Linked DNA regions of Mus musculus: all the other regions are linked to region 1. A link is a loop called in an ENCODE intact Hi-C map of the cell type or tissue named here. Cell type or tissue: heart. All regions are shown on one strand. Links, peaks and the distances in the headings refer to the core of each region. The heading gives the core; the rest is flanking DNA.

Region 1 (8,204 bases), core at 3,205-8,204:
GTTATCAAGGTAGGCAGCAGGCGTCTTTACCCACTGTACCGGCTGGTTTTGTGTGTCAACTTGACACAGGCTGGAGTTATCACAGAGAAAGGAGCTTCAGTTGAGGAAATGCCTCCAAGAGATCCAACTGCAAGGCATTTTCTCAATTAGTGATCAAGGGGGAAAGGCCCCTTGTGGGTTGTGCCATCCCTGGGCTGGTAGTCTTGGGTTCTATAAGAGAGCAAGTTGAGCAAGCCAGGGGAGGCAAGTCAGTAAAGAACATCCCTCCATGGCCTCTGCATCAGCTCCTGCTTCCTGACCTGCTTGAGTTCCAGTCCTGATTTCCTTTGGTGATGAACAGCAATGTGGAAGTGTAAGCAGAATAAACCCTTTCCTCCCCAACTTGCTTCTTGGTCATGATGTTTGTGCAGGAATAGAAACCCTGACTAAGACACCCACTGAGTCATCTCACTGGCCTTAGGACTGACTTTTAAAATTATGTGGTGCTGGGGTGATGCCTCAGTCAGGACCTTACCTGCCGTACTACTGTGAGGAGTTGGGTTCAGATCCTCAGACTCATACAGAAAGCCACATTCAACAGTGAATGCTGTCAATCCCAGCACCAGAAAGGAGACAGGAGGATCTCTGGGGCTTAACGGCCATCCAGGACCACTTAACTGGCAAGTTATTGATTCAGTGAGAAACTCTCTCAAAAAATAATGGTAGAGAGTGATAGAGAAAGACACTTCATGCTGACCTCTAGCTGCTTCATACACACGCTCACCCCCCCCCCCCACCGCCCAACAAGCTCACAAACACTACTGCACCTACACACACAGAGAGAGAGAGAGAGAGAGAGAGAGAGAGAGAGGCTCACAAACACATACCACTCATATACCACACACATACACAGCACTTGGAGGGTGAGAAGGGGAGAAACTGGAGATAATTTTATAATAAAAATACATCCCCAAAGCAACAACTGAAGATGCACACTGACAAACCCAACTATTCTTTACTTTTGGCAAAAGTGTATGTAGCAGTAGTAGTTTACAAAAATAAGTTAGTCCTCTGGTATACACATTTTCACAGTTTGAACAGGAAGTTAGTTTCCACTGTCTTCCAGAGTATCCCCAGCACACATCAGCCTTCTGCACCCTGCTGCTCAGAAGACACTTTCAGGGTGGATCTGTTCCGAATCCGTTTCCTTTTCCTTTTCTTTTCGGAAGCAGGGGACTTTGTATCCTGTGCTTTCTTCTTTTTCTTCAGGCAGCTGAGAGGATTGGGGCCGCCCACCTTCTTCTTTTTCCTCCTCCTCCTCCTCAGGTCCGGGTTCCGCACCAGGCCTTGCTCCTCCTTCAGTTGCTTGATACTCTGTTTCTCGTGCACTGAGACCAGCTGACCCGCCTCGACCGCCTTCACAAAGGCCACTGTTCTGGGAGAAGGCTTGTCCAACACTATAGTGTTCTGAATAATGAACATGAGAGGAATTCCAGGAGTCCTCTTGACTTTCACAGATAAGTTCTGATCCTATTAAAAAGGAAAGGGGTTTGGTTTCTCAATCAAAATTAGAACCTAAAATTAAGTTTCTATTAAAAAAGGCTAGATGGGGAAAAAAAGAACTATATGTTTTCTTTTTCAGATGACATGTCTTATTAATCAAAATGTATCTTACGGTAGAGGACAGAAAACATAAAGACTAAGCAGAATGAAGCCACTCAACAGCAGTCGGGGCTGGATCAGTCAACACTCTGGGCCCACGAATTATCAACCAATGCAACAGAAAATACATTAGAAACTTTCTCTTGCCTTTCCACTAGATATTCTCTCGAAACATCGACAAGGGAAGAGGTTGGAGCAGAGTAATAAGCTGACTCCACAATCATATCTGTATACCTCATGTGTGCCTAGGTGGCCGTAAGATGGCGGTGGGTTCCTTGAGACTGTAGGTACACATGGTTGAGAGCAGCTGTATAGGTGTTGGGAATTAAACCAAGAGCAGCCAGCTCTTAACCCCTGAGCCATCTCTGCAGCCTCCTGATGCTAATCTCAGAGCACATGCACCATGAGCTGAGAAGCAGGAATTCAGGAACATGCTAGGTTATGAGTCCAGAAGGCAGAGACTGCCCGACTCCTCCCTGCTTGAAGAACCGTGACGCAATCAGCACACTACTGCAACAGCTCCTCAGCCTCTAGAAGGAAACTTCTGAAGGAAAAAAAGTCCCCCAAACTTAGTCTCCTCCTCATATGTTCAAGTAAGTACCTTTATTGATCCCATTTTAAAATGTACATTTTTAAAAGTCCAAACAATGAAACATGAATTAGCTAAGTGACTGGAATCCTCTCTAATACACCACAGTAAGTAAATAAATAGAACTTCAAACACTACATTATCTCTCCCACTTACTTTTCTTTGTACTGCAAACAGAGCTGCATGAAGTATATATAGAGGTAGTTAAAACTGCCTTACAGTTTTGAAAGTAACATTACCTGTGTGGCCACAAAATAATGATGAGGGTTCCCCTCATCCACCATGGACAGGAGACATTCAGACCCACTCACTGGGCTCTTGAAATGAGGACAGTTTCGAACCTGGCATTTCTGTGCAATCAGTTTTGCTCCATATAATTCCTTTCCCAGTGTTTCTAACTCCTTTAACACACATCTGGGGAGAAAAAAGTCATTCAGAGTCCAGAATCACAACCAATACATTCCTTCTGTTTATACAAAGCAAGCATAAACACAATACTCAAGTTTTTAAGGTGGAAAAACTATTCCATAAAAATGTGACGGGGGAACGCCAGGGCCAAGAAGTGGGAGTGGGTGGGTAGGGGAGTGGGGCGGGGGGGGGGGGGGAGGGTCTGGGGGACTTTTGGGATAGCATTTGAAACGTAAATGAAATAAATACCTAATTAAAAAAATAAAAAAATGTGGATTTATAGCACGGTTGCCATTTTCTTCTTAAATGAAAACTTTAAAAATACATACTCCAAGCAGAAAGAATACCAATGTCAGAGTACACTAAGCATTTGTGTACAGGAAGCATGCAAGTTGTTTTTCGCATATACTATTGCTTAACCTCAAATGTATAATAAAGCTACATGATTAACTGAATTAAATTTCTAACTTATCCTCAAATCTCTACCTCTTACAGATGGACCAGATACAATGAGCCTTCCAGATACTGAAGAGGACTCCAGGTCACTATTACAACTTCAAAAATCACTAACACAGAATCAACAACAACTTATGTATCCTGTTTGAATCCTGATTTTAAAAAATAAACAAATGAAAAATAAGAAAAAAAAGTTTGTTTTTTTAATTGTAGGAGCCAGAATGGTTGATGAGACCAGGAGAAAATGGCCCACAGAGTCAACTAAGCAGGGTTCATGGTGCTGGCTCACAGAGACTAAAGCAGCATGGTGGTGTAGCTTGTTGTCTTGTGAAACTTCTAATAGTGGGAACACATATGTCTTTGAGTCTTTCACCTGCTCTTGGGGCTCTTTTCCACCTGTTGGGTTACCTCCTCCTGTCTTGATGAGGGTTTGTGTCTAGTCTAATTTCATCTAGGCCCTGTTCCGTTGATATCCCTGGGAGGCCTGCCCTTTTCTGAAGAGAAAGAGAGGAACAGTGGATTTTGTGGGATGAGGGAATAAGGGAACTGTAGTTGGGATGTATTGTATTGAGAGAAGAATTATTTTTTTTTAAAGTTTTTTCATGACAAACAGCAAAGAATGACAAACAGATGTGTGAGGAGGTGGGGAAGAGACGGGGACAACAAGAATGGGCTTTCTGGGACCAGCAAATGCTGGGTATCAGGGTCTTCAATCTTGTGTTGGTTGACAAATTCCCAAAGTAGCTGGGTGGTGGTTGTGCACACCTTTAATCTCAGCACCTGGGAGGCAGAGGCAGAGAGAGGGGCAGAGGGGCAGAGGGGCAGAAGCAGAAAGAAGCAGAGGCAGGTGATCTCTGAGTTTGAGGCCAGCCTGGTCTATAGAGCATGTTTCAGAACAGCCAGGGCTACACAGAGAAATCTTGTATAAAACAAACAAACAAAAAACCAAAACAACAACAACAAAAAACCAACCAACTAAACAAACAAAATCCCAAACCACAAAAAAAACAAAAATTCCCAAAGTTAAGTGGTTGTTGTCCTTTCTCTTCTTCCTCCTTGAGAATGGCTCTTGCCAGGCCTTCTTCAAACTCATGGTACTCCTCCTGACTCAGCCTTGCAGAGTATTTGTATCACAGGTGTAACCTCCCTTGAGTGACTCCGTAGTTGAAGTCCTTGGGGAACTATGACATGTACATGTAGTACTTCCCGCCTGGTTGTATCACAGCACGGGACTGTTAGTATTGGTATGGCACGTGGGAGGAAACAAACTACTTACATTCAGAAGCAGCTAATCCAGGGACAGAGGCTGTTAAAAGCTGTACAGGCAGCTCCTAAGGCTAAAGGGATCATATTTAAAAGTTTGTGTGTGTTGGGCTGGGTGATGGTGGTGCCACACACCTTTAATCCCAGATTTCAGAAGGCAGAGGCAGGAGAATCTCTGAGTTCAAGGCCATCCTGATATACAAAGTGAGTTCCAGGGCAGCCAGGGATACACAGGGAAACCCTGTTTTGAAACCATCACCTAGACTCCAAAAAAAAAAAAAATTTTTTTTATGTATATGTGGGTGGTTAGCTGTAGAGGCCAGAAGAGGGTGTTGGAGCCCCTGGAGCTGGAGTTACAAGCAGTTGTGAGACCCCTGACAGTGATGCTAGGAACCATCTCAGGTCCTCTGGAAGGGCAGGAAGCATGCTTAACAACTGAGCCATCTTTCCAGCCTGAGATTAAAACTTTGAGGTTATCTGCAACTCGGAAAGAGCATTACTTAAGAAATTCTAAATGTGGAAGGCTGTTTACTGCAAAGTAGAACATGAACAGCACACGTCACGGCTTGACTCGGACAAATGTATAAAGAACACCTTAACTGGCTATTTGTAAGCTGTAGTTGAACTCAATTTATTTACTTAAATAAATATTCCACAAAAACTACTAAAATTCTTATTCATGGTCTAGCTTCAGTTTACCTTTTCCCTATTTTCATGTCCCATAATATTAGATATAATATATATCTTCAAGTCCCAAAATTAAATATGGTTCAGGCATCAACCAATTCTATTTGTTCAAAAGTTCTCTAAAACAATAACATTACTATTTCTATCATTGAAAACAGACATTTCCTCCTCAGTTCTAAACAAGCCTCAGAGGGGGTCGAACATCGATTCTATGAGACCTTTTAAAATAACCCCCACCCGCACCCCCCACGCCCACCCCTCTCACACACTCCTGCTCCCGGGTGTGCTACCCTAGGTGTGCTCTCTTACATGAAGTGAGGAGGCACAGATGTGGAGTGAAAAACAGCCATCAGGAGTTGACTTTACAGCCCATGAAGGCTAAGGCTAGGCCTTCGTCTTGCCCACTAAGGTGTCCTCAGGGTCTGGAGCAGTGATTGCCATTTGGTTGGTACTTTAAAAATGGCCTTGGGTAAAGTTTTTAATATCTCCAGCCTTGACTTCTTTTCCTAGGAATTGAAGATAAAACCTCACTGGCAGTTGGAAGGCTTGAAAACCTTTGGGTTATAAGTAACAACCGCCACAGAATGGGTGTTAGCTTTTGGATGTTGAGAAATGTCCAATGTAAATGATACCTCACGTGACTTTATATCAACTTTGAAGAAGTTATGCTCTCTACAGCTACACCATTTCTTGCCTGAGACCACACAGCTGGTTTTAATTGGAACCAGAAGTCCAAGTCAGGTCCACATGTTACCTGTTCTGATTTTTCTCAGAAATAACTGAATATTCACAAGGCACAGTACCATCTGCCTGACTTTTCGGTCAGTCGCGGCCCAAGGTAACCGACTTGGTTGGCACCGTGGAGAACTCTGGGCCACACCCGCGACCCCGCCCCGCAGACCCACCTCGTGGTGCACAGCTGGGTCTCTCCCATAAGGTAGCGGGGCAGCTGGTCCCGCAGCTGGATGCGACCCCGCAGCGCCGCCTGGCAGAAAGTGCCATCCAGAAGGATCTGGTAGGGCTCGCGGACTCCGAAATTGTTGCGGAAAAAGCCGAGATGCTTCTTGGCGTGTTTCTGCCTGGTGATCTTCATGCCTGTTTAAGCCACCGGACTCACCGGCACCAGCCTCACTTCCGCACTCCTAGAAATTTGTATTTCCCGGAACGAAGCCCCTTCGACCCGGAAGTACACTCCCTTATTTCCACAGCCCGCCTCTCGGATTCTGTAGTTCGCAAAGGAACGACCACTCCCACTTCCTAGCGCGAGCTTTAGGGGGCGGAGCTTTCTGTGCAGAGGAGCCTCGGAGTGCGCAAATTGGCGCAGGTTGGCACATGCACACTCGCGAGCTGGACTAATAGTCCTTGCTTTGTGTAGCTCTTTGCCTGACACTTAGGAAGTCTCTAAAAGACTAGTAATATGAAAATAACTAATTATGGTACCATTGACCCAGGCACTTTGTAACTTGCCATTCACTATGTATCATTCCCAAGAATGTTTTTAGTTTCCAAGTGAAGAAAATGAGCCAAGGTTGGACGACCTTAACTTGGGAGGTTTTGCTGGTCTTCAAGGAAGCAAAGGGCACGTGGTTCCTAAGCGTCTGGAGCTCACACTGACTCCTTGATGTTCACGGGTATTTTACAACACCTTACGAATGAACTGATTCTATGGTAAAAAGGTGTTACCCAAATTGACAGCACAGTCTCTAACTCATCCTGGAGAACCCAATTGACATAAATTTGCTGGTTGTGGTGGCGTACACATCTTTAATCCCAGGAGGCAGAGGCAAGAAGGTTTCTGAGTTCCAGGACAGCCTGATCTTCATAGTGAGTTCCAAAGCAGCCAGAGTTACACATTGAGATCTTCTCTTGGAAAACAAATAAACTAAACAGCCAAATTAATATTTAAAAAAAGGATTTCCATAGTGTGGCCAAACGGAGGTGCCAGTCATTATGACAGTCAATCTCTGAGGTCCTGAAGTGAAATTAAAGTGTACATAGGTAGCCAGGGACATGAATATCTAACTCATTGGTTCTCAACCTGCCTAATATAGCCCTTTAATATATTTCCTCAAGTGTGGTGTGTGTCAATCATAAAATCAATTTCATTGCTACTTCATAACTGTAACATTGTTGCTGCTATGATTCATAATGCCAATATCTGCGTTTTCTGATGGTATTAGGAGACCCTGTGAAAGAGTCTTTTGAACCTCAAGGGCTCAGGACCCACAGGTTGAGAAATGCTGAATTCTAACCAACCTTGGTTAATATGTGGCACTGTCCATCATTTTTTAAGACTTTGGTCCTACCCTGGAAGGTGTTCTAAGAAGGCATTAAGACTGGGAAATCTCTTTCCCAGAAGACAAATTAAATTCCCTCTTGGTGTCAGGCTCTGCGTCTTTTCCTTCTTCCAGCATGAAATTGCCATTTCTTAGGGTCAGTTGTTTCAATTTGAGGGACACGAAAGAATATCTTCAAGTTCTGCTGGGCCAGTTACAGAGCCATTATTTGTATCTTCTCATCCCAAAGCCAAGCCTGAGTGCCTCAGTGTTTTAGGAGAATTTCCAAGAGTTTCATTTCCCGAAAGTTTGTTGAGTTGGAGGCCTGATCTCAATTTCATAGACGTTTTTCTGTCCGGAGTTTCTAACATAGGAAAAATACATACTGGGTTAAAATTGAAAGACACACACACACACACACACACACACACACACACACCCCTAATTTAAATACTTTCGAAGTTACTTAACCAATTTAGTTAAATGAAGACAATGAATAAGGAGTTTTCAAATTTGATTAACTGTGTAGGGTATCCACTCTAAGGTAAAAGAATCAAAGACTGGAGAGTATGGAGTTTGCATTTTTGTCTCTGGCTGGAATCTGTCCCAGATCTAGTCTTGGCCAATTTGGCCAAAGATTGAAGGAACTTTTTTTTTTTAATGACTTATAATGTGATTGAAATGTATTGCTTGCATTTGGCCCTTTATTTCAATTTATAGGTTTATGGAATTGAACTAAGGTACTCTATAAAGTCAGTCCTGACCTGAAACCCAGTACTACCATGAGATGGCTGCTTTCATTTAATGGAAAATAAAATTAGGGGTTTGAAATCATGAGATGCTGTAGAAGGGCTGGTTTCATAGTCCTTAAGCATAATTGTCAG
Region 2 (8,204 bases), core at 1,416-6,415, 110 kb before region 1:
CTTTTTTTTTTTTTGTTTTTGTTTTTTGTTTTGTTTTTCAAGACAGGGTTTCTCTGTATATTCCTGGCTCTCCTAGGACTTGCTCTCCAAACCAGGCTGCTCTCCAACTTAGCGATCTGCCTGCCCCTGCATCCTGATTTCTGAAAGTAAAGAAATGCACCAAGCTCAATTCCATATATATGAACTCATTTATACTTCCATGGAAAATTGATTGTGGAACATAGTCTATTAGGTAACTGGCATATGCCAAACTAAAGGCAAAGAGTTTGGGAGTCAATTCTATATAATTGGCTATATAATTACTATATAATTCAATACAGATAAAAGATCAATAGAGAAGAAAAATCAGTAAGTGTTGAGAATAAGTATGTAAACAGATACCCACATCTACTATGAGCAATCATGATAATACTAACAATTTTAATGTATTGACTTCAATGTGCCAAATGCTCTGCTAAGTACTTTAAATACATTATCACGTGTAATAAGCACCATAGCACCAACCAGATGGATAACATTTGCCTGACTTCATAAATAAAACTTAACCGCAGGGAGGTTGAGCAACTTGAAAGGCAGTAGCTTCTAAGTGGAAGATTGTAATCAAATCTCAGGCCTACATGATTCCAAACTCTGCCTTCAAAAAATAGGATCCAGATAGCAGAAGACTTGCAATTACCTGAAAACTGTTTATAAAGCATATTCTCAGGCCTACTTCAACTCTCTAATTCAAATGCAGTTGAAGTAATATTTCAGTACAAGTAGTAAACCAAATCAAAATTAGAAAACAAGACTGCCAGGTACCCTGCACAAGTATACCAGAGACAGAGCAATAAACAGACTTTTTCTTCAGGAAAAAAGTTGTGTCATAATACAGGGCAAATCTTTACACCAAGTGTTTGTATGGTTTTTGTAACGTGATGATTTCCAAATAACACAGAAACTGCAGTAGTTAATTTTATTCTTATCAAGAGACAAGAACCAGTTGGTGTTCGTGACCCCCATGCAGTCTTAGAAGGGTCTTTAGGAGTTTGCCTTTTCACTCTACTTTTCTCCTTTATCAAAATTAGCAGTTTCTCTCTTTCCTTATGCCCCTCATCAAACTCGTTTAATTCTTTTGCAGTGAAAATACTATATTGGTGGTATCCTTTCCTCAACTGGTAGTAATTTAATACATTTTAAATGTTTGTTTGTTTGTTTGTTTTTCGAGATAGGGTTTCTCTGTATAGCCCTGGCTGTCCTGGAACTCACTCTGTAGACCAGACTGGCCTTGAACTCAGAAATCCGCCTGCCTCCGCCTCCCAAGTGCTGGGATTAAAGGTGTGCGCCACCATGCCCAACTAATACATTTTTTAATTTGTAAATTTTTTAACATCATAAGGTCTTCCTGACATTATTTTAAGAGCTCCACCCCAGCTCTATTTGCCCATTTGTCAATAATTTTTCTAGGCAGTTTTGCTGGATAAAAGAAACAATGAATACCAAACTGAAACAACACACCTGGAAAAAATACTGTCAATCTTATTTTATTAAATTTCTGTTATAAAAATGGTCACTGTCAAATATTTCCAGGGAGGTAACTGAAATGTTCTTGGTATTGAACTGTTAATATGATGAAGTTTTTGGACAAAAGTCTTAATGATCTATAAGGCTCTAATCCAGGTTCTGCCTCCCCCCCCCCTTCAGTTCTTTGTAACTCAAATCAACATATGCACTCTCCATCCTCTCTAGGCCCACTCCTGAACCCAGATGATTTTGATTTGGTGATTCACCCATATGCCTGGGCAGATCCTACACCCAGCCTTGACATGGCCTGTGAAATCCTGTTCTCAGAGTTGACTCAAATCTTTCCTTTCCCATGAGGTGGGTGTAACTATGAATTAAACTTAAATGTAACACACACACACACACACACACCCCGAGGGATTATTTTCACTCATTTAATTCATACATATTGTATTGTGTTGGTATTTGAAATACGGACTGTTATCCCTAACTTCTTTGCTTCTCTATGTCTGTGCCTGATTATATTTTACTACATATCTTATCCTTAAATGACATTTCTTATCAAAATCCAGATAAACAGCAAAATCATTATCAGTGTTTTATCAGTGTTTTAAACCCATTTCCTTCTGCTTAGTCCAAGACCTTAAGGCATTTTACTTGGGGAGTTTTCTTTATTAAACAAATGCTTTTTTTTTTTAAACAAATGCTTTATACCTTATTTTTTTCATTTACTGTAAAAGCTTTAAAGTTATGCCAAAACACATTGTGATATTCCCAAAAATCTTGTCAATCCTCTTACTCTAAGCTTCCTACTTACTCTAGTGTTTTTGACATATATAATCCTTTTTCAAGAGTTGATCAGTTCCGAGGAACAGCTCTGCAAAACTGTGTGCAGTTCTAAACCAAAATCTGCTACTGTATGTTTTATAATCCTCCTACCGTTTTCCTCTCTCAAATGTGTTGTGTGTTATCATGAGACAGACAAGCAGAACAGAACTGCTTTATAAAAAGGCTTTAGAGAATGACAGCAAGCAGTTTCTCGGTCAGTTATTAAGTCAAATCATAAAAGTCATTACTACGTAGCCAAAAAAAGGAAAGTGGATTATTTTCCAATGAATAGAGGTGAAATCTGTTAATTAAATCTGTCCTGTCAAAGGTTTGTTAAGCAAACTGCCTAAAGTTGACACACGCACCTTCAGCAGGTGTTTCCAAACTGTCAGTAGCTAACTCCCACAGTAAGAAATTTACTGATGAACCATAAGCAAGCATCTGCTTCAAAGAATCAAATGTTGTTTTGTTGGTTTTTGTTATTGTTGTTTTGGTTTGAGATAGGGCTCCTCTGTGTAGTATTGGCTGTCCTGGACCTTGTGACCAAGCTGGTCTTGAACTCACAGAGATGCACCTGCCTCTGCCTTCCGAGTGCTGAGGTTAAAGGCGTGTACCACCACCGCCAGAGAATCAAATGTTGTTAAAGGGAACTTTCAAGAACATATATGAGACTCCATGAATGGGAGACCAAAGTTAGTTTAGGAACTGCGTGTAAAAGGAATCTACTCTCAAAAAATTTCTCCCAGGGCCTCGGTAGCATGCTTTTTGCTGCAAACCTAATATAAGCACAGGTTGGCCGAACCAATTAGGCCTTACTTTTCCAGCAGCTAGCTTAAGATTTTTGTTTCCTTCGTCGCTGTACAAGGTCATTAAAATAATTTTTATTTTTGCCGGGCGCAAAGAAAACTGGCCAACAGCAAAGACCTGCTTTAACTCGAGTTCAAGTTAAACCCCAATTAGTTACACGGTGTTGCGCAGGCGCTGCATTTGCCAACTCTGACGCTCCGCAAACCTCTTCAAGGAACCCTTTGCGCCTGCTCCGTGGCCAATAGGTGGCTGGTCCAGAGACAAGGAAGTGGTCAGCGCGCCTGCGCCGCCCCTTCTGTGGGTGGGGGGCGGCTCCGGCGGGTTGCGCAGGCGCACACGTACCTTTTTGACCGTAAACATCCTGCCGATTTGAACCGAGGATTTGGGCGGCCGGAAGAGCCGCGCCGTAACGGCCGCCATCTTGTTTGTTTGAGTGAATCGGAAAAGGAGGCGGCGGCCGTGGCGGTGGCGGGAGCAGCTCCGAGGCTACACCGCACAAGGGCTCCCCCTCTCCCCGCCCCCTCCCCTGACCCTTCCCCCCCTCCCCGGGCCACCCACCCCTCCCGGCTCCCCGCCGAGATCCAGGTAAGCGATCGGGCCGACCCCTCCTCGGGCTCTGGCTCCCTCCCCGGTGCTCTGCCCCGCCGGGTTGCTCCCGGGGCGCGGGCTCCGCGGCCCGCAGTTGCGGTGCGAGGCGGCCGGCGTTGCGGCCCCCGAGTGCTGCCAGCTCCCGGGCAGCGCCCGGCGACCCCGCGCTCTCCGGGCCCCCTACGTCCCGGGGCCGCCCTCGCCTGGGGGGGTTCCTCGCTGCCCCGGGGCCGTGCACCGCGCCTGCTGACTTCCTAATGGTTCCGCCGCAGTCCAGGGCCCACAAAAGCGACCCTCGGCCGCGCGGAGGTGGGACAGCGGGATCCCGGGGCTGACGGGGAGAGAAGGGGAGGTTTGAACGAGCCCGCTCTCGGAGCTGGCCGCCCCCTCGGGGGGGAAGATGGCTGTCTGCAAAGACGCGGGACTCAGGGCGGGAGCCGTCAGGGAGACTCCTGGGCGGGCGGGCGCGGTGCATCGGGTGTGGAGTCCGGGGTCCGGGTCGCGCCAGGCGTGTGCTGGCCGCAGGGATCGTGGACTCACTCGCCTGTTCTTCTGTCTCCCTCAACCGGATTTCTCTATAATGTATATATTTGTGTGTTGGGCATCTCAGAAATTGGACCGGCTGTTTTAAAACACGATCGAATAACATTGCTTCCAAGAACATGAGTGTAGCTGGTATTCCCCTTAACTTTTCTAAACTTTTTTTTTTTTTTTAATTTCTTTAATGGCTAAGGATCGAGTGTTGTAGAGACGTTCCGAGGCTGGGTGCCTTTTTCGTGGCACAGAAAGGCTTTGAGTAGGCTCTGCCAGGATAGTGTAAGGTGACACTGTCGAGGTGTTCAACTAGACCAAGCGGCCTTCTTCAAATTTAAGAGGGAAACGCTGTGGACGTTTTCTTCGTGCTCTCTGATTTGTTAAGCTGTCTTCAGCGTTCCAAAACGCGTTGGTGTTTGAATGGCTTATGGAAGTGGCTTCTGTACTTCGGCTTCTCTTTACAAAGGAAAGTTAATATTTGCTCTCCTTAAACTGTATTGGAAGAGCTTCGGCGTCGTCCCGTCCCGTGCCCACCACCCCCACCAAGGGTGCAAAATCCTATTAAAAATCAAATGCCAGTGAACTGAAAGGCTGCAGGGTTTTGGAACAGACTGAAGTCGCTTTCTTAAATTGTAAATACCTTTAAGGTTGGAGGCAACTTTCTTTAAGAAGGTATTGGTGAAGGTGTGTGCCTTGTCCAGTGTTTGAATTATCTTAGAGTTTGTATAACCAAAGTTACAGAGTTGTTTAAGGAGTGGACACGGTGCTTTTTGTATTATGCACAGTAAATTGGGAATTTCTTTTCAGACTTAGCAAAACATGCAGATTCTGAGAGAGTTATACTTGGGTAGTTGGGAAAACTTAATTCTTATTCTTTTTTTTTTTTTTTTTTTTTTTTTTTTTTGGTTTTTCGAGACAGGGTTTCTCTGTATAGCCCTGGCTGTCCTGGAACTCACTTTGTAGACCAGGCTGGCCTCGAACTCAGAAATCCGCCTGCCTCTGCCTCCCAAGTGCTGGGATTAAAGGCATGCGCCACCACGCCCGGATGAAAACTTAATTCTTGAGAAATATATTTTGTTTTCCATCCTACCTTAAAGGTGTGAATATTCTAACTGGGCAAGTTGATTTTTGAGACTTCTGTTTGAATCTGCTTTTGAGACTACATGTGCTGTTCCGTTTAATTGTCATTATCCCTAAAGAATATTATGTTGACTTTGTAGTTGATATAAAGTCAGGCTTGTGTTTTGTTATTGTTGTTAGGAGAGGTGAGGAAATCCGATTATGTACCCCAGGCTGCCCTTGAAGATCCTCCTGCCTCAGGCTCAGGACTCCTAGGATGATGGACACCAAGGCCAGGCTAAACTTCAGACATGAAATGACTTCTTAACCATTGCAAATAACCAAGTAAAGAAGGAGTTTAAATTTGAAATAAAACTCATTCTGTCCATATTAGAGCCAAGGAGAGTTGAGCAGTAGTAATATGTAAGCTGAATATAACATGCTTCTCTCTCTCTCTCTCTCTCACAAACACACACACACACACACACACACACACACACACACCCCTACCTTTCAGGCCACTACCAGGCAGCTCTCTTTCTGTGTGAGCTGGGTATTGATGTTTTTTACAGTCTGCAGCCTGCCCTTTAGGTAGTGTACTTTTCCTGTTATAAAACACAGATCACAGTTGGGTATTTTGCTAACTTGATAGCTGATGCAGATCAGGATTACATCTTGACTTCTAGGGTGATAGTTTCAATTTTGGATAGGTATGCCTATGTTTTGTTTTTTAAATATCCACTTATACGCAAAATAATACAGAAGTGGAGAGCCCCATTTCCAGAGGGCACTGCTGTCACCAGATTTTTTAGTACTCCACAGATAGTTTGAACTTATGCACATGCTCCTAAGTATATACAGATGACCCTGCTTGCTCTTAGCTCCTCTTAGGGGGCTTAACCAACTGCGGATTTAAAATGCTCTGTAGCATCTTTGTTGCCTTTCATATTTACTATGGCAGGTTTTGTTTGTTAAACCAGTGGGAGGTTTGTAAGAACCCTTTACCCAGCCAACCTATAGATAGATGCCATTTTTTCCCCAACATTCAGATCATGATTCGATCACTTGGTTAGTAAAATCCTGCTTACTTACAGTGTGCACCTAGTTTTCTTAGACACAAAGCTATTGTACAATTAATATCCTAAAACAATAACTTTATGCATAGTGACAAGCAAAAACCTCCTTTGACTCAGTAGCAATGGTCTAGAACCAAGCCTGCAGTAGTTCTGAGATGTACATGTGTTCATGTAAAATTTGAGAGGGCCATCATAGCCGGGTGTGGTGGCACACGCCTTTAATCCTAGCACTTGGGAGGCAGAGGCAGGCAGATTTCTGAGTGAGGCCAGCCTGCTCTACAGAGTGAGTTCCAGGACAGCCAGGGCTACACAGAGAAACCCTGTCTCGAAAAAAAGAAAAAAAAGAGGGGGGGGGGGCATTGTGCTTTGGTGTCTGTAAGAAATTGGCTCTAGGGCACACTGTGCCCCAGGGATTGCAACTTCCCCCATACCCAGAAAAAACTCTGGACATAGTTAAATTCCCTAATACACCGTATTGTTTAGGGAGTGATGAAAAGGATGAAAGGTGCGTGCTCACTACTAACACACTTTAAAAACAATATTTCATATTGCAGTAGGCTGAATCTAAGAATATGGAAGCTTTACATTTGAAGGGGCAACTGTATATACATAGACCACAACCTTTAAATCACAAAGACTCCACCCCCACCGCTGCTATTCTAAGTTTTGCTGTCAAATCAGCAAAAGCTACTCTTCCATCAAGCACTTAGGAAATACAGTGATCATGTGTATGCTCTATTCTTCTGTAAAATTGCTATTATTTAGTCATTAGGAAATTAGGCAAAACATTTGATACATACTTAGTTCATTCTCTTTCCCTCTGTCTCTCCACACATTCCAGTATATCTTTAATATTGATTACTGAAAGTGTAGTTTCTGTCCAGAAAGCATGAATGTGTGAAATTTTCCTAAGACCTTGCCAAATTGCTCTTGAAGGAGGGTGGACGGGTTTATTCTGTCACTTCCTAGTAGGTGAGGAAGATGCAGGTGAGGAAGATGCTGGCGAGGACGGACATTGGAGCAGAGGCATGCGCTTCACTTGGACTTTCTCTGCAGTAGGAAGAAACTGCTGTAGTTTTGCATCAGTGAGGATGCTCTAAATACCTTCAGCTATGGAGTTGCTTGCTGCACTAGAAAAACAGAAAACGTTGGTTCAAGATGATGACAAGCTCTGCTTTGGTATCAGATGCAAAGGTCTTTTGCAAGGGATCAAGAGAATTTAGAATCTCCAAGATCTCTGCAGATGAAACAGCCATATTGTAAAGTTTAGATTTACTGAGGGAGAGCGGGTAATGATGCTTGTGGGTTTTTTCTTTATTCAGATACAGGCTATAGCTGAGTGACTACTTACTGTAACTGCTCTCACTTCTTGGGAGAGTGCTCTCCTGTTACTAATTGTTTCCCAGATTAATTTTAGTTCCCCTCTGCTTTACTTACCATCTCCCACCCCATGCCAAAGTCTATTTAGGAGTCTGCCTCTGCATAGCTGGAATGCTTTAGGCGCAGCCCTCTGACCAGCCGCTCCAGTATTGCCATAAACTACTGACACCTGTTGAAACATAGTAGTGGGTTTCAGTTCTGAACTCGATAGAAGTGTTTTTTTGTTTTTACAATTTTTAATTAAGAGATTAGTTAGTATATTTTCCTAATAAGCACATATTTAGTAACTGTCATATGGCCAACATTATTGTAGCCAGTTTTTCTCTTATTTGGAACAGTGTTTTGAGGATTTTCATGTAGGACAGTTACTGCTAAGAACACACTGCCATATTGAATTCCCATACATTCTCTAGGTTTGTTTATAACACT
Region 3 (8,204 bases), core at 1,228-6,227, 100 kb after region 1:
TAGCAGTAAGTCACTGAAGCACCCTTGGACAGAAGATGATCTTCTTCCTTCTTGATCTTCCATGTTGCTACAGCTTGCTCCGAGGAAGAGAGCCCAACTGGCCAACCACCAGAAAGACATCACCTGTCAGTTCAGCACCTTTGTTCTTGACACGAATCTGGCTTGACTTTTGAAAGTAGAGCCCCAGCATGAGCAGAAAGTATGACTACAAGCTGCCCCTTTCAAGAGTGGTGTCAGATGTGGGCCACGCTTTGAGGACTTTGGGTGCCCATCCAGGAAACACAAGCATCAGCCTCTGCTCAGCGCTCGGGGTGGCAGGGACACTGGTTTGTTGAGTCAAAGATGTGTTTCTCAAAGTACTGCCCCATGAGCATCACCTGCAAGCCTTTTAGGGCAGTGAGTTCTCCAGACTCATTGAGTCAGGAGGATCCCTGCAGGAGGTGGGGAGCCTAGCTAAGCTCCTTGGGGGCTGGACACAGTTTGGCCTGGAATCTGGCTATGTCGCCTTCTGGGAAGGTTTTTCGTTTTGTGTTCTTTATCAAGTCTGAAATAAGCCTATACGGTTTATAAGTCCAACCTGGCCCCATTTTTAAGGTACCAGATGATATTGGGAAGACTTTACACAGTAACTCACTGTAACCCCAAGAAGTGGAGAACCGTGCATGATTATTTCAGGCCTTAGAGAAAGAGAGATGGAAATGAGAGGGGTAAACAAAGGAGAAGGGGGCTGGGAGAATCTCTCGTCCAGACAGACTTCCAGTTGTAAGGCAGAGAGCAGGGACATATCTGTGTTTGGAGTGTAGCGCCCAAGTCAAAAGAGGTCAGCACGCGTGACATTTTATAACTGTACACTGAAAATCCTGAGACTATCATGCTCTGGGATAGATGTAGACCTGGAGCCCAAGGTGGGAGAGAAGTAGGGTACTCTATTTCCGACCCTCATCCTTACCTCCCCAACATTAGGATCAAGAAGTCAGGTAAAAGGTGAGACCAAAGATTAAAAAATGTAGAGGAAGCCTGGCATGATAGCGCACACATTTAATCCCAGTGCTTGGAGACAGAGGCAGGCAGATTTCTGAGAGCTCGAGGCCAGCCTGGTGTACAGACTATTATGGTTTGATTTTGTTGTTGTTGTTTTGTTTGTTTGCCTCTGAAATGCCTCCAAAATATTGCCTATTGAGTCTTCTGAGGGAATTCTTGTGTAGCTAAGTGGTATCAATAGAGTGTGATGCCAAGAGTAAGCAAAACCAACATTCGGTGAAGGAATTTCTTGATGACCTTTATAAAGCGGAAGGGACATGTGGTTTTTAGTTAGCTGCAAAATCCCTACTACTATCTTATTCAGCATGGGACACTGGGGCACAGTGAGGCTGCAAACCTGCATAGCTTATGTCCATGAAACAAAGCACCCAGGCACAGGGAACGGACAGTCCCCTCCACCTCTCCCCTCCCCCCACATCCCTTTTACTTATCCAACTTTGGTTTTTGTAGTGCTCTCTGTTAATGATCTTTTTGTTGTTGTTGTTGTTAAAGAGTATATAGGAGTTTTAGATTTAATTCCTTACAGCTTGCATTTAAGACTCTGGAAAAATGAGAAGTAATTGGAAGATAACAGTAGCAGCTGCTTAGCCAGTTGTTTCAAAATATGGCAGTAAAATCTTCAACTTGAGACTCGCTATTTTTTGCATGCACATGTCTGTCATTGGCTGTGATAGATTTTGAACCTCCTCACCAAGTGAATGCTTTAGGAGGGCAGCGGAGAAGGCTTCTGACAGCTTATATTTTATAAACTTTACATATACCAAAAAATTGTGCTTCCCTTAGAAAAGGAGAGGGACGGGTGCTAATTCTATGCCAGCTTGCTCAACCGACTCAGGCTAGAAGGCAGCCTCAGTTTTCCCTACCACTGTTGGGAAAAGCGACCCGAATTGGTTGGGCACACAGATCAAAGGACACATCCTTAGAGGGAGAGGGGAAGTTTTGGTGGAAGATGCAGATTATTTGCATCACAGATTTGAGGTGTGGGGCAGGCAACATGTAAAGAAACGCCCCATTACCACCCTAGGCTACAGCTTCCTTATTCCTGTAAATGGAATTAGCCCGCAGCAACTGCTTGGTCTACACAGGGTATTTCAGTGGAATTGGGGTTTCATTTGCCTGTGGAGGGAGGCACTGGTGCATCTTAAATTGGTCATGACCCTCCCCCTTGAAGGCATCCTCCCTGCCCCGCCTCCCTGCCCCACCTCGCCCGAGAGCACTTGCTCTTCAGGGTGAGTCTTCAGAGTAGCAGGGGATGGATGGCTAGCTGTGGCCCTGGAGCTTGATGGTGGCACCTCAGTACTGTGGGTTACCTGGTGGGGAGGAGGAGAGAGCCCTTCAGCAGGTCTAAGAAGAGTCAGCTGTAATTTCTTATACCTGGTGCTACCTTTGTGGGGATGAATGGGAATTTTCCTGCTAAACACAGTTTTTTTTGGGGGGGGAGTGAGGGGGTAAGAGGTTTGTTTGAACGGTATCAGCCAGTGATCTTTACTTTGAAATTCCCAATTTTTTTCCCCCATAAAGTGAAGTATATGACAGGTTAGCAGTGTCAGCATAGGAAAGGGAGGTAGTCCTATACCAGGGGTTCTCAGCCTGTGCCTTTTGATCCCTTAGACAAACCTCTTATCTTCAAAAATATTTACACCATGATTCATAACAATAGCAAAATTACAGTTAATGAAATGGGAACGAAAATAATTTTATGGTTGGGGGGTCACCACAACATGCATTAAAGGGTTGCCGCTTTAGGAAGGATGAGAGCCACTGTCCTAGACACAGCTGGCCCTGGGCCTGAGTGCTTTCACAGTTTAACTGTTTGCTGCCGGTCGTAGCCCCTCCTGCTTCCTCCTTTGCTGCCCTTCTCCAACTCAGAAACTATGCCAATTGTTTTCCTTTCATGAAACTGTTGTATATGATCTACAAAAAGATAACACTTTCCCTTAGTGGGGACCAATCCTCTTATCTCGTTATATACTAACAATTACTTACTTGTGCAGTAACCCAGGACTTATAGAATCAAATTAAATTACTCATTAAAGGGTAGGCACTGGCCGAGTAACCACAGAGCCCTGTTGCTAGCAGTAGCTCCCAGGGATGGTGGGAGAGAGTCATGGGAAAGGAGACACAGAGAAGGGGATCGGACAACTTTTCTCCGTAACAGCCTTTTGGTATTTCAGACTTCGTGGGCCATGTGTTCAGTACAGCGATTGCTCACCCCGAGGCAGTCAGAAGGCCGCTGGAGACGGTATAGAAATGACCAGGGTGGCTGTGCTCTTGATAGGTGGACTTGGGAGCTGATACAGGAGCTGGTCTGATGTGGGCCTGCTGTAGTTGCCTCGCCCTACCTGAAGGCAAAGAAAAGCAGTGAGCATGAACATAAGTTAACGGAATGTTTGGAGAGCCCCCTCACTTTGCTTCCAATTCTGGCACTGACCATATCAAAAGAACGTCTTTGAAGCATAATTAACTGCTGACCAGGTGGTTTAGCACAAACTCATGAAAGAGCGTAGAGAAAGATACATTTACAGAGCCTATGTAAATATACAGTTTTATTTATCAGGGTTTATTACTTTTTATAGCAGGAATTACTACCGCGATGGTCCTTGGGAATATGGTAATAAATAAGACCATTTTCCTCTTGTCTGTAGAGAGCCGGTATTCTGGGGCGATTTACTTTTGGAGGGGTGTATGATTTAAATGGAAAGTGGTTCTGTGGCTCCGCAAACACGGTTCCCTCCCTTTTTTTCTACCCCGAGTAGGATGGCAAAAGCAGTCTGGAGCAGTAAAGAACTTGACTTGGTCTTCCTGACAGCCAAGGGCTCAGCGCTGTAGAGTGAGGCTGCAGCTTTCGGTAGATGAATCCTCCGCGCTGTTTCTGCCAGCGGCAGCTGTTTCCGGCACCTGGTTAATTAATCCAGGAAAGGCCAGTGCTCATTAAGAGTCCCTGGTCCCAGAGCTGCGTTTTTATGGGTGGGGAAACTGAGGTACTGCAAGGGTTATGGGTTTGGCTCGGCTCACAGCCTGCTGGAAGCTGAAGGCAGGATTCAGGCCAGCACAGCCGGTGGGCCCTAGGAACTGGACCAAAGCCTCTCTCCCAGGACGTCTTCGTCTCGAGGGCAGCTGAGACTTCTCAGACCCACGACTCCAATTAAGCTTAAGAAGGATTCAGAAGACTGGAGGCCCCCGCTGCGGGAAGGGGGGTGCGGGGGGGGGGGGGTGGTAGTGCTGCTTTGACAAAGGAGGGGCTCCAATTGGGAAACCAGATGCTGCTTCCGGACCAAAAAAACGCTTAAGAATTTTGGCAGCCTCAAGAGGTCAGAGCTGGAGGCTGCAATGTGTGGACAGTGCTGTGGCTTAGTGGCTCATGGTACTGTGCTCTCTGTAGAGAATTGTCCTGGAACCAAAAACGGATTTGTGCCTTGCGGGCTCTGGTTCCCTGCTTGTCCCAGGTTCCAGAGTTGGAACAAGCTCTCCATCTTCCTTCCCAGCCTTTTGCAGGGTTGTCACCTTGGAATGAAAGGTGTATTGCTTCCTCCAAAAAATAGCAGGGAGCTAGGAGTAGCAGCGGTGTGAATAGTGTATGAATCGGCTTACTTATTACCCTTTCGTGTTTCACAAAGTCAACCCCCCTTTTTGTCTTGCGATTTGCTTCCATCTACCCAGAATCGGCGTCCCCCCTCCCCCCGCCCTGCCCATGTTTTTTATTTATCTGTGGTAAATTAGTGAGTTTAAAAAAAAATGTTGGAAAACTAGATCATTTTAGTGTTTATTGAAAGGGGATATAATAAAAACAGGGTAGTCCCAGCTTAGAGAAGAAAACTGTAATCAGAATCACAGTGATAAGATGAAGGCCAAAACTAGCCAAAGGGTACAACTTTGGAAGGACTGAAGGCCAGCGGCCGTCAGAGATGGCAGTGGGTCCAGGAGACGACTCTCCACAGCTCCAGAAGCCACGTGATCAGTGTTTTTCCAAACTGGTATGGAAAGGTAAATGTTAATATCCAGCAAAACATGTGATATGCATTCTGGAAAACCTAGCTAGCGGAAGCCTCCCCGAGATCAGCGGCTGTGTGTGCTGTGTGTGCTGACCAATGTGCTTCCTTCTGTGGGGGCAGGATGATAGGAAAAGTATTTATATTTGCAAACAGTAGGTTTTTATTTGTTTGTTTTGAGACAAGGTTTTTCTACATAGCTCTAACTGTCCTGGAACTCACTATGTCAACCAGGCTGGCCCTCAGGAAAAAGAAGGGATCTGGGTGGAGTGGGCAAATCCTGCAGATGGTCACATGATTTCACCCCTGTGAAGGACGGGTAGAATAGGGAGGGAGGGTCTTGGTCTGAAACCCAGATCTAAGGATGTTGTGGCCAGTAAGGGGGAGCCCCTGAGGCAAGCAGTCAGTGCTCACAGGGCCTGTACTTACTGGAGGCTGGGAGGGGCACTGCCTTATTCAGGCCGCTATGGATTCAGAGCCAGGCTGGGACTAGCTATCTCCACAGCAGGGGACCAACACAGCACAGTTTTGAAGGCTGCCACTTTGCTTACCTAGAGCTAGCAGTCTCAAGGGGAGACAGGCAATCAATAATGACGTTGGTGTTCCCTGATGTGCAGATGTCACTAGGACCAAGAAGCAGAAGAGGTCCTGTCATGTAACAACCACAGAAGGTTAACTGCTGGCCACATTCGGAGGAGCTTCACTGAGAGGTCAGAAAGGCACACTGGACTCAGGAGAGACAGGCAGCATATTGGACAGAGAGAGTGAGAGATGGGGACCGAGGGATGAGCTGGAGAGGAAACAGAGAGGAAAGGAGTGAGAGGGGCAAAGAGGGGAAATAGAGAGAGGGGGAGGGCAAGAATAAGAGAAAGAAAAGCACAGAAAGAGGGAAGGAGAGAGCAGCAGGAGTAAGGGGAGGTTAGGTGGGTGGGTGGGTGGTGGTGGTGTCTGCTCTCTAGCTCAGTGTAAGACTCCAAAACATAGAATGGTAGAACTGCCTATACCTCAATTAACCTAATCTAGAAAATCCAAACACATGTCCAGAGGTTTGTTTCCATGGTGACTCTAAATCCCCCATCACCTTGGCAATCATTATCATCCATCACGATATCTAACGAACTGTCCTTGGAATTCTGGGGGCTCCCAAAAGTTATTTTCCCTGGTGCTGTTCCTTCTGGGGTGGGTACAAAGCTCACCATAGAACAGCAGGGCCTTTGTTCAATCCTCAGCGCTGTAAACAAAAGTAGAAACATGGTTAGAGGCACACAGCTCAGAGATAGAGCACCTGCCTATCAGGTACAAAGCACCAGGTTCAATTCCCAGTAACGTAAAAGCAAGCAAACTAACCAGAAAGCTCCAGCAAAAGAAAACCAGCTTTGTCTTGCCCTCCAATGCATACATTTTAAGGAAGTGCAACGGAGACCTTGTGCATAAAAATCATAGTCATCAAGACTTGCTCCTTGCAGAGACTGAAGGAAAGGCTACCTAGAGACTGCCCCACCTGAGGATCCACCCCATATATAGTCACCAAACCTGGACGCTATTGTGGATGCCGGGAAGTGCTTGCTGATGGGAGCCTGATATGGCTGTGCCCTGAGAGGCTCTGCCAGAGCCTGACAAATACAGAGGTGGATGGTCACAGCCAACCATTGGACTGAGCACAGGGTTCCCGACGGAGGAGTTGAAGAAGGGACTGAACTGAAGGAGCTGAGGCGGTTTGCAGCTCCATGGAGGGAGCAAGAGTGTCAATAGGCCAGACCCACCCCCCCCCCCGTGCTCCCAGGGACTGGACCACCAACCAAAGAATACACATGGAGGGACCCATGGCGTTGGCTGCATGTGTGGCTGAGGATGACCTTGTTGGACATCAGTGGGAGGAGAGGTCCTTGGGCCTGTGGGTGTTCTATGCCCAATATAGGGGAATGCCAGGGTGGGAAGAGGGGAGTGAGTGAGTGGGTGGGGGAGCACCCTCATAGAGGCAGGGGGAGAGGGAAGGAGATAGAGCATTTCAGAAGGGGAGACCTGGAAAAGGGAAACCATTTGAAATGTAAATAAAGAAAATATCCAAAAAAAAAAAAAAAAAAAAAAAAAAAAAAGGACTTGCTCCTTGGACAGTGGAATATACTAACCTTATTGATTAACATTTTCTTTCTCATATCATTTATATTAAGGATCTCTCAGATTTGAGGACAATTCCAATCCTTTCCACTGTGTTAGAAAATGATGGCATATATAAAAAAAAAGGGTTATCAAGCTAGTTTTGGGAGTGTGTCTCAAAGACACACTATGCCACACTAAAGTTTTAGAGAATAACCGAAAGACTTGTTCACGCTACGCAAGTGTGTAGGCGGCTTTGCTAGGGCACTGTACAAAAGGGTCACAGTGCATTGGCAGCGGTGAGTGAGGGGCCAGGGGAGAAACCGCTTTAGATCATCTTCCTGGACCTTGTTCTGAAATCGCAGCTTTCTATGCACACTTAGAAACATTAGCTGCTTTGACAACCGGGCCAGAGTCTTTAAAACCTGGTTCCTTTCTCCTAAGCTTCCCAGCTAGAGCCTGGGGTCAGGATAATCAAAGATCCCACCATAAGGTCCTCAGATGGTGAACCCACCCCTTGAGCTCTAATATCTGTTTCCTTTGAGTTTCAGGCACCTGTACGGATAGGAGTCATTGTTTTCTTCCTCACCCCTGAGTATGTTAACAATGTATGTACTGGTGGTGCTCTTTTGGTCGTACTCTTACCTAAGAGTTCAGTTCTGTGTGATGAAACACCCCGTTCTGTTTCTGTCCCTCTCCGCATCTGAAATGTGGTTCTTACTAGGTTATACTCAACCTTGGTCTGACATGAACATCTAGACATAAGCCTGTTCCTTCTTGGAGAGCCCTGTCTCCCACACATACCAGTGTGTCTGAGGCTGCCCTGCCCAGCCCTGGGGCATTGCAGACAGCGATAAACAGGAAAGTGATGCCAAGAATATTTAAAGAATAAAAAAATGGAATTGGAATTAGAATCAGAAATCGGAAGGAAGCAAGGAGCAGAGAGAAGGAGGACAGGGAGTAGGGTGTGCTGGGGAAGTAGCTTAGTTGGTAGAGCACTTGCCTAGCATTCGGGAAGCCCTGAGTTGTGTGCCCAACACTGAATAAAAGTCGGCATAGTGGCACATGCCTGTGCTC

What was found. Hi-C counts contacts between places; a loop is a spot of excess contacts. Peaks named below come from ENCODE experiments on the same cell type or tissue, not always from the same donor. Only the 100,000 strongest peaks of a DNase experiment are listed, where the experiment ranks them.
Region 2: a loop joins it to region 1, with 3 times the contacts of the local background. A loop is called at or near these places in 12 of 42 quality-filtered maps.
Region 3: a loop joins it to region 1, with 2.1 times the contacts of the local background. A loop is called at or near these places in 2 of 42 quality-filtered maps.

Annotation. Positions count from the first base shown.
Region 1 is chr15:51,875,456-51,883,659 of GRCm38, reverse strand. It overlaps Utp23 (UTP23 small subunit processome component), which reads right to left and starts at 6,219. Exons shown (of 3, transcript NM_030132.5): 1 at 5,950-6,219; 2 at 2,470-2,644; 3 at 1-1,509. The coding sequence starts at 6,137. The coding sequence ends at 1,123. It also overlaps a transcript of Gm34678 not described here. In heart, for the core only: a CTCF peak has its summit at 6,244; a DNase peak (open chromatin) is centred at 6,229; H3K4me3 peaks cover 1,594 bases; H3K27ac peaks cover 1,022 bases.
Region 2 is chr15:51,987,066-51,995,269 of GRCm38, reverse strand. It overlaps Rad21 (RAD21 cohesin complex component), which reads left to right and starts at 3,510. Exons shown (of 14, transcript NM_009009.4): 1 at 3,510-3,723. It overlaps Gm52217, which reads right to left and starts at 4,295. Exons shown (of 2, transcript XM_030248881.1): 1 at 3,481-4,295; 2 at 1-140. The coding sequence starts at 4,201. The coding sequence ends at 109. In heart, for the core only: a CTCF peak has its summit at 3,345; DNase peaks (open chromatin) are centred at 3,399 and 4,039; H3K4me3 peaks cover 3,022 bases; H3K27ac peaks cover 2,261 bases.
Region 3 is chr15:51,771,112-51,779,315 of GRCm38, reverse strand. It overlaps Gm41320 (a long non-coding RNA gene), which reads left to right and starts at 4,279. Exons shown (of 2, transcript XR_875335.1): 1 at 4,279-5,740. In heart, for the core only: a CTCF peak has its summit at 4,048; DNase peaks (open chromatin) are centred at 4,125 and 4,245; H3K4me3 peaks cover 585 bases; H3K27ac peaks cover 981 bases.